Regions from separate parts of the Homo sapiens genome. Here regions 2 and 3 are each linked to region 1. Evidence: chromatin loops called from intact Hi-C (ENCODE). Cell type or tissue: ovary. All regions are shown on one strand. Region 1 overlaps OTUD7B (OTU deubiquitinase 7B). Region 2 overlaps LOC124904413 (a long non-coding RNA gene). Region 3 overlaps LINC02988 (long intergenic non-protein coding RNA 2988).

What was found. Peaks named below come from ENCODE experiments on the same cell type or tissue, not always from the same donor. Only the 100,000 strongest peaks of a DNase experiment are listed, where the experiment ranks them.
Region 2: it touches region 1 in a loop (8-fold over the local background); 104 of 110 quality-filtered maps call a loop at or near these places.
Region 3: it touches region 1 in a loop (5-fold over the local background); 92 of 110 quality-filtered maps call a loop at or near these places.

What each region holds. Positions count from the first base shown.
Region 1 is chr1:149,959,804-149,963,803 of GRCh38, forward strand. The region is part of intron 6 of OTUD7B (OTU deubiquitinase 7B); the gene reads right to left. Among named protein-coding and RNA genes, the nearest start is that of MTMR11, 25 kb to the left of the region's middle. In ovary, a CTCF peak has its summit at 2,386 (motif pointing right); a DNase peak (open chromatin) is centred at 2,381; H3K27ac peaks cover 1,335 bases.
Region 2 is chr1:150,048,396-150,052,395 of GRCh38, forward strand. The region is part of intron 2 of LOC124904413 (a long non-coding RNA gene); the gene reads left to right. It also overlaps a transcript of OTUD7B not described here. Among named protein-coding and RNA genes, the nearest start is that of VPS45, 17 kb to the right of the region's middle. In ovary, a CTCF peak has its summit at 2,378; a DNase peak (open chromatin) is centred at 2,387.
Region 3 is chr1:150,166,739-150,170,738 of GRCh38, forward strand. All of the region lies in intron 2 of LINC02988 (long intergenic non-protein coding RNA 2988), which reads left to right. Among named protein-coding and RNA genes, the nearest start is that of LINC02988, 8.0 kb to the left of the region's middle. In ovary, a CTCF peak has its summit at 2,405 (motif pointing left); a DNase peak (open chromatin) is centred at 2,423.

The sequences.
Region 1 (4,000 bases):
AAGGACAGGCAGGGGACATTGGGCAATTAGAGGCTGGGTTCTAAGAGGCAATACCTATTCCACCTTATTCACTGTTACTTACTCCCTAATCCCTTAGCACTTGGTTTACAAATTGTACTACAAAGTCAAATCTCTTATCTCTTTTACAGTCAAGATCCATGAACTAATAGTCTATGACTATTAAACTTCTTTATCATCCATTCTTTTTGACCTACTGCAATCTGTCCCATTTCTGCCCTCCATCCTGCTCACCCACCTGCCACATAACATTTCACCTACCTGATTTTGGCAAAGAACAATGACCTTCTAATTGCCACATTCAGTGGACCCTGGTTCCCATCTTAGCCTTCACATGGGTTATTTTCCTCTTTAAATTTTCTTTGCCATTAGCGTCCATAAAATTACTTTCTATTCCTCTAAATTCTGTCTGCCCCCAAAATACTAGTGGTGTGTCAATGATTTTCACCTTGGTTCCCTCTGGGTGATCTCTTCTACTGCCATAATCTCATCCACTACCATCTGTATGGTATATACCATCTATCTCCAGCCCAGATTTCTTAATTTCTTTTCTTTTTCTTTTCTTTCCTTTTTTTCTTTTTTTTTTTTTTGTAGACAGAGTCACCCAGGCTGGAGTGCAATGGCACAATCTCGGCTCACTGCAAACTTCACCTCCCGGGTTCAAATGCTTCTCCTGCCTCAGCCTCTCGAGTAGCTGGGATTACAGCACCCACCACCAGGCCCAGCTAATTTTTGTATTTTTAGTAGAGACGGGCTTTCCCCATGTTGGCCAGGCTGGTCTCGAACTCCTGACCTGGTGATCTGCCTGTCTCAGCCACCCAAAATGCTGGGATTACAGGCATGAGGCACTGCACTCAGCCTAGACTTCTTAATTTCTATATTCATATATCCAGCTACCTACTGGAGACTGCCACCTGCCCATGGCTACCTCAAACTCTGTAAAGTCAAAATAGAACTCCTGTTTTTTCCCAAACCCACTCTTCTTCCTATTTTCCTACCTTAGTGAATAGCACCAACTATCACCCAAACATCCAAGCTCAAAACCAAGGAATTATCTAATATTCCTTTCTTTCTTTCACCCACCCCACACCTGGATACCTTCTTTTTTTTTTTTTTTTTTTTTGAGACAGAGTCTCACTCTGTCGCCCAGGCTGGAGTACAGTGGAACGATCTCAGCTCACTGCAACCTCCACCTCCCGGGTTCAAGCAATTCTCCTGCCTCAGCCTCCCAAGTAGAAGTGCTGCATACAAAGCCTACTTTCTGGCCCCTACCCACTTCTCTAGTCAGATATATCTCACTGAATCAGCTGTAGTTCCTGAAATATACCATGTTGTTTTATACCACTGAGCTTTTGTCTAAGCTGTTCCTTCTGCCTGGAGTAGCTCACTTTCTGTCAACCTTGTGAACAATTTCTCAACTTTTAGGACAGAACTCAGGTATCATTCCTCCAAATAGTCTTCTAAATCTCCCTTGGCAGATCAACCACTCCTTCCTTTGTATCCTCTCTCCCTAACTGCTATAGAGTTGTTGTTGTTTTTTTGTTTGTTTGTTTGAGACAAAGTCTTGCTCTGTCACCCAGGATGGAGTGTGGTGGCATGATCTTGGCTCACTGCAACCTCCACCTCCCAGGTTCAAGCAATTCTCCTGCCTCAGCCTCCGGAGTAGCTGGGACTACACGTGCACACCACCATGCCTGGCTAGTTTTGTATTTTTAGTAAAGACGGGGTTTCACCATGTTGGCCAGGCTGGTCTCGAACTACCAACAGGTGATCCGCCTGCCTTGGCCTTCCAAAGTGCTGGGATTACAGGCATGAGCCACCGCATCCGGCCAGCATTAACTGCTATAGAGACGTCTATTGTAAGAGTCATACATGTTATAACCTGTTGCAATTATGTATTTACATGTCCATCTCCTCCTCTATGCTAGGATCATGTTTTATGCAATACACCCAAGGTCTATTTTGTGACTATAATCAATAAACATATGCTAAGTGAAACTACAATTTTTATCAAAGGAGAGCAGGCAATGGTACAAGCAATTTTAAAATACATTGGCTTTAGGATGTATATAATGATAAGGGAAATAAGTTTAACTTATTAATTTTATTTGGCTGACATTAGTATTAAAATGAGTCTATACGGCTTAACCGCACACTGACAGAGTAGAAGGAAATCACTGGAAACATGAGGGGTACTGGGAACAAATTTAATGGGAATTTTTTAAATGACACAGCTATTTTCAATTTGTAAAATGCTATCACAAATTTTACTTCAATTAAAAATAAAGAGAGCAATGCCCAGGTTCTATATGGAGTGCTGCAGTCACTCCAATAGACACATCCAGATCCGGCTCCCTCTTCCTGGCCGGTTTCTGCTTCCTGTTTTAATGTACACAGCCACTAGGTGGTGTACAACTTCTAGCCTTAACATTTAAGAAACTATTACTGAGCCTCACCACCAATTTCAACATAAAACAAGGAAGCCCAGGAAATCAAAACTTATTTAGTGTGGTTTTGGTACTGGGGAGCTAAAGGAAGCTTCCCCAGTTCATTATCCTCCTCCTACCATTCCCACTCCCAAGGTGGGTAATAATGCTATGAATGGTCTAAGCTAAGACAATTATGAAAGCCACATTTTCAGTATGAACTTTCACTGTGCTGAGCAAAAGGACTAAAACTATTGCTCCATTACTAGCCACTATTCTCTATGCATGTTGGGGACTTTCAGATGGAAAGGCTGACTTTGAGAGGGAAAGGCTGGCTGGCCAAGGATAGAACGTGGGTATTTCTGGGTTTCCTGGCTAAATACCATTATAATCTAACCCCATCTTTAGAATAATAACTAATTGCTTTAATAACTGGAATTGGGCACACTTAATTTTCTGGGTGTTGCTGTCATTTCTACTTAATAGTTGGCATGTTCTGGTTTGGCCTTTTCTTGCCTCTGCAGTGGTTAAGGTTCCGGTATTATCTGAACTCAACAGTGAAGAGGACAAAGCTGACTACCACAAAACTGACTACTGATTTGCTCTGGATTCTAAATTCTAGGCTAGCTCTAGCTCAGGCAAAAGCTTTCCACGAGATCCAGCCAAGCTTTTGGTGCTAAAAAAGAATGTCAAGTACTTATGTGGCCTTGCCCCTGTGGGTTTATTTCCCTCAGGAATCTTCTGGGGAAGACTGGCTGCTCAAGGAGAGGATTCTGATCTTAATATCATCTACTTTTAACAACTGGATTATTTGTTTTTGAGGAAGAAACATAGCATGTTCTACTTACATATTAAATCTTCAGGATATAAAATTCTAAATAACTAAAACAAAAAAACTCTTCTATATTGTCAAGTTATGACAGCAATAAAATGAGAAAAAAAGAAAGGTGGATGAAAAAGGAAAGTTTCTGAAGAGATATTGCCATACTAAATGCCAGAAAGATCCAGCCATAACATGGCAAAAAAAAAATAGATATACATAAAGAGCAGGAGATATAAACATAGCACAGAATCACAGGAAAAGGAAATAGGGAGCCTCATTATTTTTATGTAAAGGCATAATGTCATTATTGAAGGGAAGTAATCAGCAAACTTTTTCTGTAAAGGGCCAGGTAGTCAGTAAGTATGGGCTGTGCAGGCCACATGTTACTACTGTGCTGCTGGAGGAAGAAAGCAGTTACACGTGTAAACATCCAAGAAATGCCCAGGGCTGTATTCTGATAAAAGGTTTTTTTGTTTTTGTTTTTTTTTGTTTTTTTTTTTCTTACAAAATAGCCATAGTTTGCGCAACCCGTTTTGGAGAGGGCAAGTACAAACAATCTGTTGTTACTGCCTTATATAACAGCAGCCTCAACATTTGACAAACTCCTGAGAAGTACTGTTCAGACTCAATTAAATAGGTATGCTTTTTGTGTGTGTGTGTGATTAGAATGCTGGTTCCTTATGCTTTTTAAAATTTAAAATAAACTAAAACTGAGTATATGAAAAACAAATGG
Region 2 (4,000 bases), 89 kb after region 1:
ACACAGAGACATAATATTATTAGATTTATATTAATAAGGCTGAGTGTAGTGGCTCATACCTGTAATCCCAGAACTTTGGGAGGCCAAGGCAGGAGGATATCCTGCTTGAGGACAGGAGTTCAAGACCAGCGTGGGCAAAATAGTGAGACCCGATCTCTACACAAAATAAATAAATAAAATTAGCACAGTGAAAGGATTGCTTGAGCCCAAGAGTTCAAGGCTGCAGTGAACTATGATTGTACCACTGCACACCAGCCTGGGGAAGAGAGTAAGACCTTGACTCTTAAAAAAAAAAATTGTATTAATACACTACTTCCAGAAATTAAACAAGACATACACAGTATGTGGATATAAACAAAGAAAATGATTTCCATGTACAAAACATAAAACTCATAGATTAATAACTCAAGTTTCCTAGTCTATTTTCTTATTTTGTTTCATTAAAAAAAAAATTTGAGACGGAGTCTCACCCTGTCACCCAGGCTGGAGTTCAGTGGCATGATCTCAGCTCACGGCAACCTCTGCCTCACTGGTTCAAGCAATTCTCCTGCCTCCGCCTCCTGAGTGGCTAGGATTACAGGCGCCCGCCACCACACTCGGCTAATTTTTGTATTTTTTTTTCAGTAGAGATGAGGTTTCACCATGTTGGCCAGGCTGGTCTCGAACTCCTGACCTCAAGTGATCCGTCTGCCTCAGCCTCCCAAAGTGCTGGGATTACAGGTGTGAGCCACCATGCCCCGTCTACTTAGAGGTCTAGTAAACTTAAATCAGTTCTGAAGCTTTTCCAGACAGTAGTAGTAAAATACACTATAAATCAGATTACCTGGTTCTCAATTCAATGTTCTTTTCATTCTGTCATGCTGCTCTCTAAATTTGAGTGTTCTCTTGACCAGGAATTAAATTATTCTCTATATCTGAGTTGAAACTACTATATCACCAGGAAATAAAAAAGTCTAACTTCCCAATATTATTCCTAAATTAAATCGTGGTTAGTCAGGATGTTGCTATATACTTTTAATAATAACTGAAAATTGAAGCAGAAAAAACCCCAATTCACTATGACTTGTATATTTTGTGCCATGAACAGAGGAAATTGTCATTTACAGTATAATTTTCTGGGCATAGGCATGGATTCCGGTGTTCACATCCCCAAGTTCAAATCTCAGTTTTGTCACTTATTAGGGGACATTATCTTAATGTCTCTAAGCTTTTATTTTCCTTCTCTCTCTCTCTCTTTCTTTTTTTTTTTTTTTTTTTGAGACAGGCTGATTACAGGCTCGACCTCCTGGGCTCAAGCAATCCCCCTGCCTCAGCCTCCCGAGTAGCTAGGACCACAGGTGCAAACCACCACGCAATTAATTTCTGTATTTTTTATAGAGATGGGTTTTACCATGTGCTCAGGCTGGTCTTGAACTACTGGGCTCCGCCTTGGCTTCCCAAAGTGCTGGAATGACACAAATGAACCACCGTGCCCAGCCCTATTTTCTCATTTTTAAAAAAGAAAGGTTATTGTTTCAAAATATGTTGTACATGAGGCCAGGTGTAATGGCTCATTCCTGTCATCCCAACACTTTGGGAGGCTGAGGCAGGAAGGTAGCATGAGCCCAGGAATTCAAGACCAGCCTAGGCAGAACAGTGAGACCCCCATCTGTACAAAACTTTTAAAAAAATTCTCCAGGCATGGTGTTACGTGCCAGTAGAGGCTGGAGGGTCACTTGAACCAGGGAGGTCAAGGCTGCAGTGAGCCATGATTGCGCCACTGTACTCTAGCCTGGGCAATCCAGGGAGACCCTGTCTCAAAAAAAAAAGCATGCTTTACATGATAAATATTACAATTTTTGCCAATTAAAAATAAATATTTATCTCTCATATCCCAGGAAATCAAGTAAAAATAAATAAAAGAAATAAATGAATAAAATTTAAACAATAAAAAGAAGATAGCACTACTACTTATGTCTTTGAGTTGTGAGAAAAATGCACAGAAAGTACTTAGCACATGGCCTAACACATATATATATTCATAGTGACAGATACACTACTGTCAATTGCAGTCAGACATGAATGGAAATCATAATCAGATTCTCACCTTTCAAACTTTAGATGTGACTTCATAGTAATTCAACAAATCTTCCAAGTCCAGAACACCTGTTGATTTGAATCTTACAGCAATTACTTTTATCTAGTCTTTAAGAAATGAAAAAATAATGTAACAGCAAACTCATGCAGTGACTCAATAAATTTAAAGCCATAAACAGGCTAAATCCAACACTAAACAAGCATTTTGCAATCTATTTTAGCCAAAACAATGCATTTTCCCTCATTCACATAACAATTACTCAGTATGCCAGCTCCCAGTGTTACAGAGCCTGTTCTTGGTGATTCAAGGGCGCCCTCTGTCTGAGTGCTGAAAAAATCCAAACCCAAATTTAAAACTATGTAAAAACATGCTTTCAAGTAAATTCTTAATAAACAGTTCTATGAAATTGATCCTGTCTTTAATCACTGCTGGCAGATAGTCCTTAAAAAAAAAAAAGAAAAGAAAGAAAAAAACGGCTGGGTGCGGTGGCTCACGCCTGTAATTCCAGCACTTTGGGAGGCCAAGGCAGGTGGATCACCTGAAGTTAGGAATTCAAGACCAGTCTGGCTAACATGGTGAAACCCTGTCTCTACTAAAAATACAAAAATTAGCCAGGCGTGGTGGCAGGAGCCTGTAATCCCAGCTACTCGGGTGGCTGAGGCAGGAGAATCGCTTGAACCCAGGAAGCAGAGGTTGCAGTGAACCGAGATTGCGCCATTGCACTCCAACCTGGGCAACGAGAGCTAGACTTCGCCTCAAAAAAAAAAAAAAAAAAAACCACCAACAAATGTCATGTCATTTGTTACAAGAGCACAAGAAATTCATGTCTACATCTCTGTAATTTACCTGGAAATTTGGAAATTCCATGATATTTTTCTCAAAATTTATTCCATATTATTCAATGAAATTATTGACATGAGTCACCTAGATAAGTTTATTGCTCTCTTTTTTTGTCCTGTCCATGTAAAACTCTGTACTTTATTTAACATGTCATTGTTAATAAATGACATGTTATTTATTATTATTATTATGTCTAGTTTCTAAAACAAGACACATAAAAAGGATGTGTACAAAAATATATAGTGAAATGCCCACTAAAAAGTAGGTTTCTTTCCATCTGCTTCCACTTTAAGGAAGTTATTCAACTTCTCTGAACCTCAGTTTATCTGGAATATAAAAATAATATCCACCTTAAAGGAAAGTTGCAAAGGTTAATTCAGATATCTGTAAAGGTCTCAGCACATAGTAAAAGCTTAATGAAAGGTGGTTGTTATTATTTACTACTATTATTAAGAGAATAATCTTAAATAATAGTGTCCTACATTAAAGACATTTTATTTGCTTCAAATGGAAAGATATGTAAATAAAAAAGTTTATGATTTACTTTTACAATATTAAACAGTCTTTCTAGTTAAGAAAAACAGTGATCTTGATTAAATGCTTGACAGATCAGGAATGAGCCATTTCTAAAAGATTATTTCAATATAAAAATATTATGCTCTCTTCATGTTAAAAACTCTCAATAAACTATGCATTAAAGGAACATACCTCAAAATAATGAGTCATCTATGACAAACCCACAGCCAATATCATACTGAATGGGCAAAAGCTGGAAGCATTCCCCTTGAAAACTGGCACAGGACAAGGATGCCCTCTCTCACCACTCCTATTCAACATAGTATTGGAAGTCCTGGCCAGAGCAATAAGGCAAGAGAAAGCAATAAACGGCATCTGAATAGCAAGAGAGGAAGTCAAACTATTTCTGTTTGCAGACGACATGATTCCATATTTAGAAAACCCCATAGTCTTGGCTCAAAAGCTCCTTCAGCTGATAACTTCAGCAAAGTCGCAGGATGTAAAATAAATGTACAAAAAACACTAGCACTCCTATACACCAACAACAGTCAAGCTGAGAGCCAAATC
Region 3 (4,000 bases), 210 kb after region 1:
GAAACCTGGATAAGAAAGTTTATTAATTTAGGGGCACTTTCTTGGGATACAGGATTTACACTCCAGCAAGGACCCCACGAAATAGTTCAGATATATGAATATTATTGTGCTCCTACAAGCCTTGAAAAAGTAATGACCCACGCAGCCCAGTTGAAATGCTTGAATTTCAATGCTTCCTCCACATCAGCAGTGGAGGAAGAAATTTAAAAGTTTAGGAAAGTAGACATGTTGGAATGTATTATTTGAGGTCTAAAGACTCACCGTGGGATTATGTTCCATGGAAGACACACATCCTTTACCACAGCATTGGTGAGGGGGGCACCAGCATCAATAAACAAAATGGGAGCTAGACAGACAGTGGGCCAGGGATGAAGGTAGGAGAGGTCATAACAAAGCTGGGATTATTGATAGCAATGGAAATAACCGACCCCCTCCCCAATGCCAAGCAATAAAGGCCAGGTGGCAACAATAGAAGCCAGGAGGTCACAGTTCTCTCAATGACCAGCAAAGTCAAAGAGCCAGTCAAGACCAGGTACGGTTCATGCCTGTAATCCTGGTGCAAGGTGGGAGGATCACCTGAGGCCAGGGATTTGTGACCAACCTGGGCAACATAGTAAGACCTGTCTCTACAAAAAAAAAATTAGAAATTAGCCAGGCACGGCCAGGCGCGGTGGCTCACGCCTATAAATCCCAGCACTTTGGGAGGCCGAGGCGGGCGGATCACGAGGTCAGGAGATCGAGACCATCCTGGCTAACATGGTGAAACCCCGTCTCTACTAAAAATACAAAAAATAATTAGCTGGGCGTGGTGGTGGGCGCCTGTAGCCCCAGCTACTCGGGAGGCTGAGGCAGGAGAATGGTGTGACCCGGGAGGCAGAGCTTGCAGTGAGCTGAGATCGCGCCACTGCACTCCAGCTTGGGCGACAGAGCAAAACTCCATCTCAAAAAAAAAAAAAATTAGCCAGGCATAGTTGCATGTGCCTGTAGCTCCAGCTACTTGGGAGGCTGAGGTGGGAGGATCCCTTGAGCCCAGGGGTTGGAGGCTGCAGTGAGCCTCCTAGGCTGGTGCCATTGCACTCCATCCTTGTGACAGAGTGAGACCTTGTCTCAATCAATCAATCAATAAAAAAGCCAGTCAAGGGGAAATTAAGTTGATTAATAGAACATGATATCCCTAGGGATAAAATTAACAGCCAACAAGGGCAAATCAAACAAATGCAAGAATAGGCTGAGCACAGTTGCCCCCATAAAAAGTCTTGAAGTAGAGAAATTGGAAGCCTTGTGCAGTGTTGGTGGGAATGTAAAATGGTGCAGCTGCTGTGGAAAACAGTCTGAGTGTTCCCAAAAAATTAAAAATGGAATTACCGTATGATCCAGCAATCCCACTTCAAAAGTATTGAAAGCAGTGTCTTGAGATATTTGCACACCCATATTCACAGCAGCGTTATTCACAACAGCCAAAAGGAAGCAACTCAAGTGTCCATTGATGGATGAAAGGATAAATAAAATGGGAAATGTACATTATTCAGCCTTAAAAAGGAAGAAAGTCCTGTCACATACTACAACATGGATGAGCCTTGAGGATATTATGCTTAGTGAAACACGCCAGTCACAAAAAGACAAAAATACTGTATGATTTTATTTATATGAGGTATCTAAAGTAGTCAGATTCATAGGAACATAAAGTAGAATGGTGGTTGCCAGGAGCCAGGGGCAGGGAGAAATTTGGAGTTGTTGTTTAATAGGTATGGGGGGGTCAGTGTTGCAAGATGAGCAGCTCTAGAGCTCAGCTGCACAACACTGTGAATATACTTAAAACTATGAAACTGTACACTTACAAATTGTTAAGATAATCAATGTTGTTTTGTGTGTGGTTTTTTTCTTTTTTGGGGACAGGGTCTCGCTCTGTTGCCCAGGCTGAAGTGCAGTGGCGCTATCTCGGCTCATTACAGCCTTGACCTCCTAGGTTCAAGCGATCCTCCCACTTCAGCCTCCCAAGTAGCTGGGACTACAAACGCACACCACCACACCCAGCTGAAAATGTTATGTTTTTATCACTATTTAAAATAAAATATATGTTTTAAGAATACTAAAAAAAAAGTCATGATTCCTTCTCATTTCCTAGACCTGAGACATTTTTCAGACCTGAAATCTATTGAATGGGAAAATGTGACAGAGTCCCCGAGAGGAAGGTCCCTGCAACATCACAGCAAGTGTGCACTGTAATAATTCCACCAGTCCTGGGTGACTGTCACCTGGGAGAGGAGGAATATCCACTAGACACAGGGCCTGAAATGACACTGATATTCAAAGACCTGAAATGTCATTATGGCCCCTGTTACAATGATGGGCTATAGGTCAGGTAAAATGGGGATTCTGGCTGATGTCCAGCTTCAAGTGGGTCCACCGGGGCCGTGGCTCCACCTGGTGGTCATTGCCCCAGTCCCTGAGTGTATAACTGGGATTGGTATATTCAGCAGTTGGGGAAGCCCCGATGTGGGGCCCCTGCTTTATGATATAAGAGCTATCATGTGGGGAAGGTCAGTGGAAGCCTCTGAAATTGTGTCCGTCCCCCTTCACCCAGCCAAGATAGCAAATACAAAATAATATCTCATTCCAGAGGGAAGATAGAGATCATTGCCACCCTTAAGTACCTCAAGGATGCAAGGATTGTGGTCTGTGTCATACCTCTGTTTAATTCACCAGCCTGGCCCCTGCAGAAAACACATGGATCCTGGGAAATAACCATAGACGATTCCTAGCTCAGCTCAAGCCCCGAGTGATCATGCAGGGTGTGGTGTCATTGCTAGATTATATAAATATGGCTTCAAGTACATGACATTTGGCCATTGATTTGGCAAATGCATTCTTCTTTATCTCGATCAAGAAAGAGAATCAGAAACAGCATTCACATGGACTGGATGACAATATTCATTTAGATTCCCCCGGCCCCCAGGGTTGTTGTTAACTCTCCCAATCTATGTCATGATACATTCAGAAAAGATCTAGATCATCTGGACTTCCCACAGAATATCACAATGCTCCATTCATCAATGACATTAGGCTAATTTGGGAGAATAGCAAGAGGTGGCTGACACCTGAAAGCCTCGGGAAGACACATGCACTCTAGAAAATGAGACATAAACTCTCTGAAGATTCCAGGGCTTGCCCCTCCCATAAAGTTTTTTGGAATCCAGTGGTAAAGGGTGTACTAGGACGTTGCCTCTGAAACAAAAGACAAAATGCTGCGTCTTGCATGCACAAAGAAGGAACTAAAATGCCTGGAGGGTTCTGGCAGCAAGCATATTCCATGCCTGGGAATAGTGCTCCAGCCTGTATTCTAGAGGGTGCAGCTTTGTGTGGGCCTGGGGCAGGGATATAGAGCCTGATCAACAAAAGGAGCTAGAACTGCTCTTGGACAATAAGGCAGGAATATGTGTGAAACTCAGGTCAGCCACTTGAGCACCTCTTGATGATACCTTTCATGCCCAATGGTGACCTGAATGGCAAGTGCAGCCCAGCCTGTGAAGGGTGACGTGATCAGGGACTCAGAGCCTCTCAGGAATCAGGGTTGTGCTACGCCACCTGGTAGGCTATCGAGACCAGCAGAAATGACAGTGGTGTCATCTGTAGCAGAGAGGGAGAGTGGAATTTAGAATGGATAATGGAGGAGGGAAATGATGTTACCTATTGCAAGACCAACTGCAGCAACAGCCTGTGGTTAACCCACTGACCTCCCTTAACTAAGTCCCTTCAAGAAAAGAGCCCATTGAAACCCCGGAAGAGCTACCCCTCAATGTGTGTGGAAAGTAGATCCACATGGTACAAAAGGAAGACTGTGGTAGCCATGAAGGTGCCCCACTTGGATTTGTCTTCAAGAAAGAACTTGCTGCTCAGCTGCAAGGAGGACAGTTAGCTGTCAGCCTCCAGCTGTTAGTGCTGAGGGATCTGTCTCAGTTTTCCAGCCAAGGCACACTGCTCTCAGCAGGCTCTGGCCAGT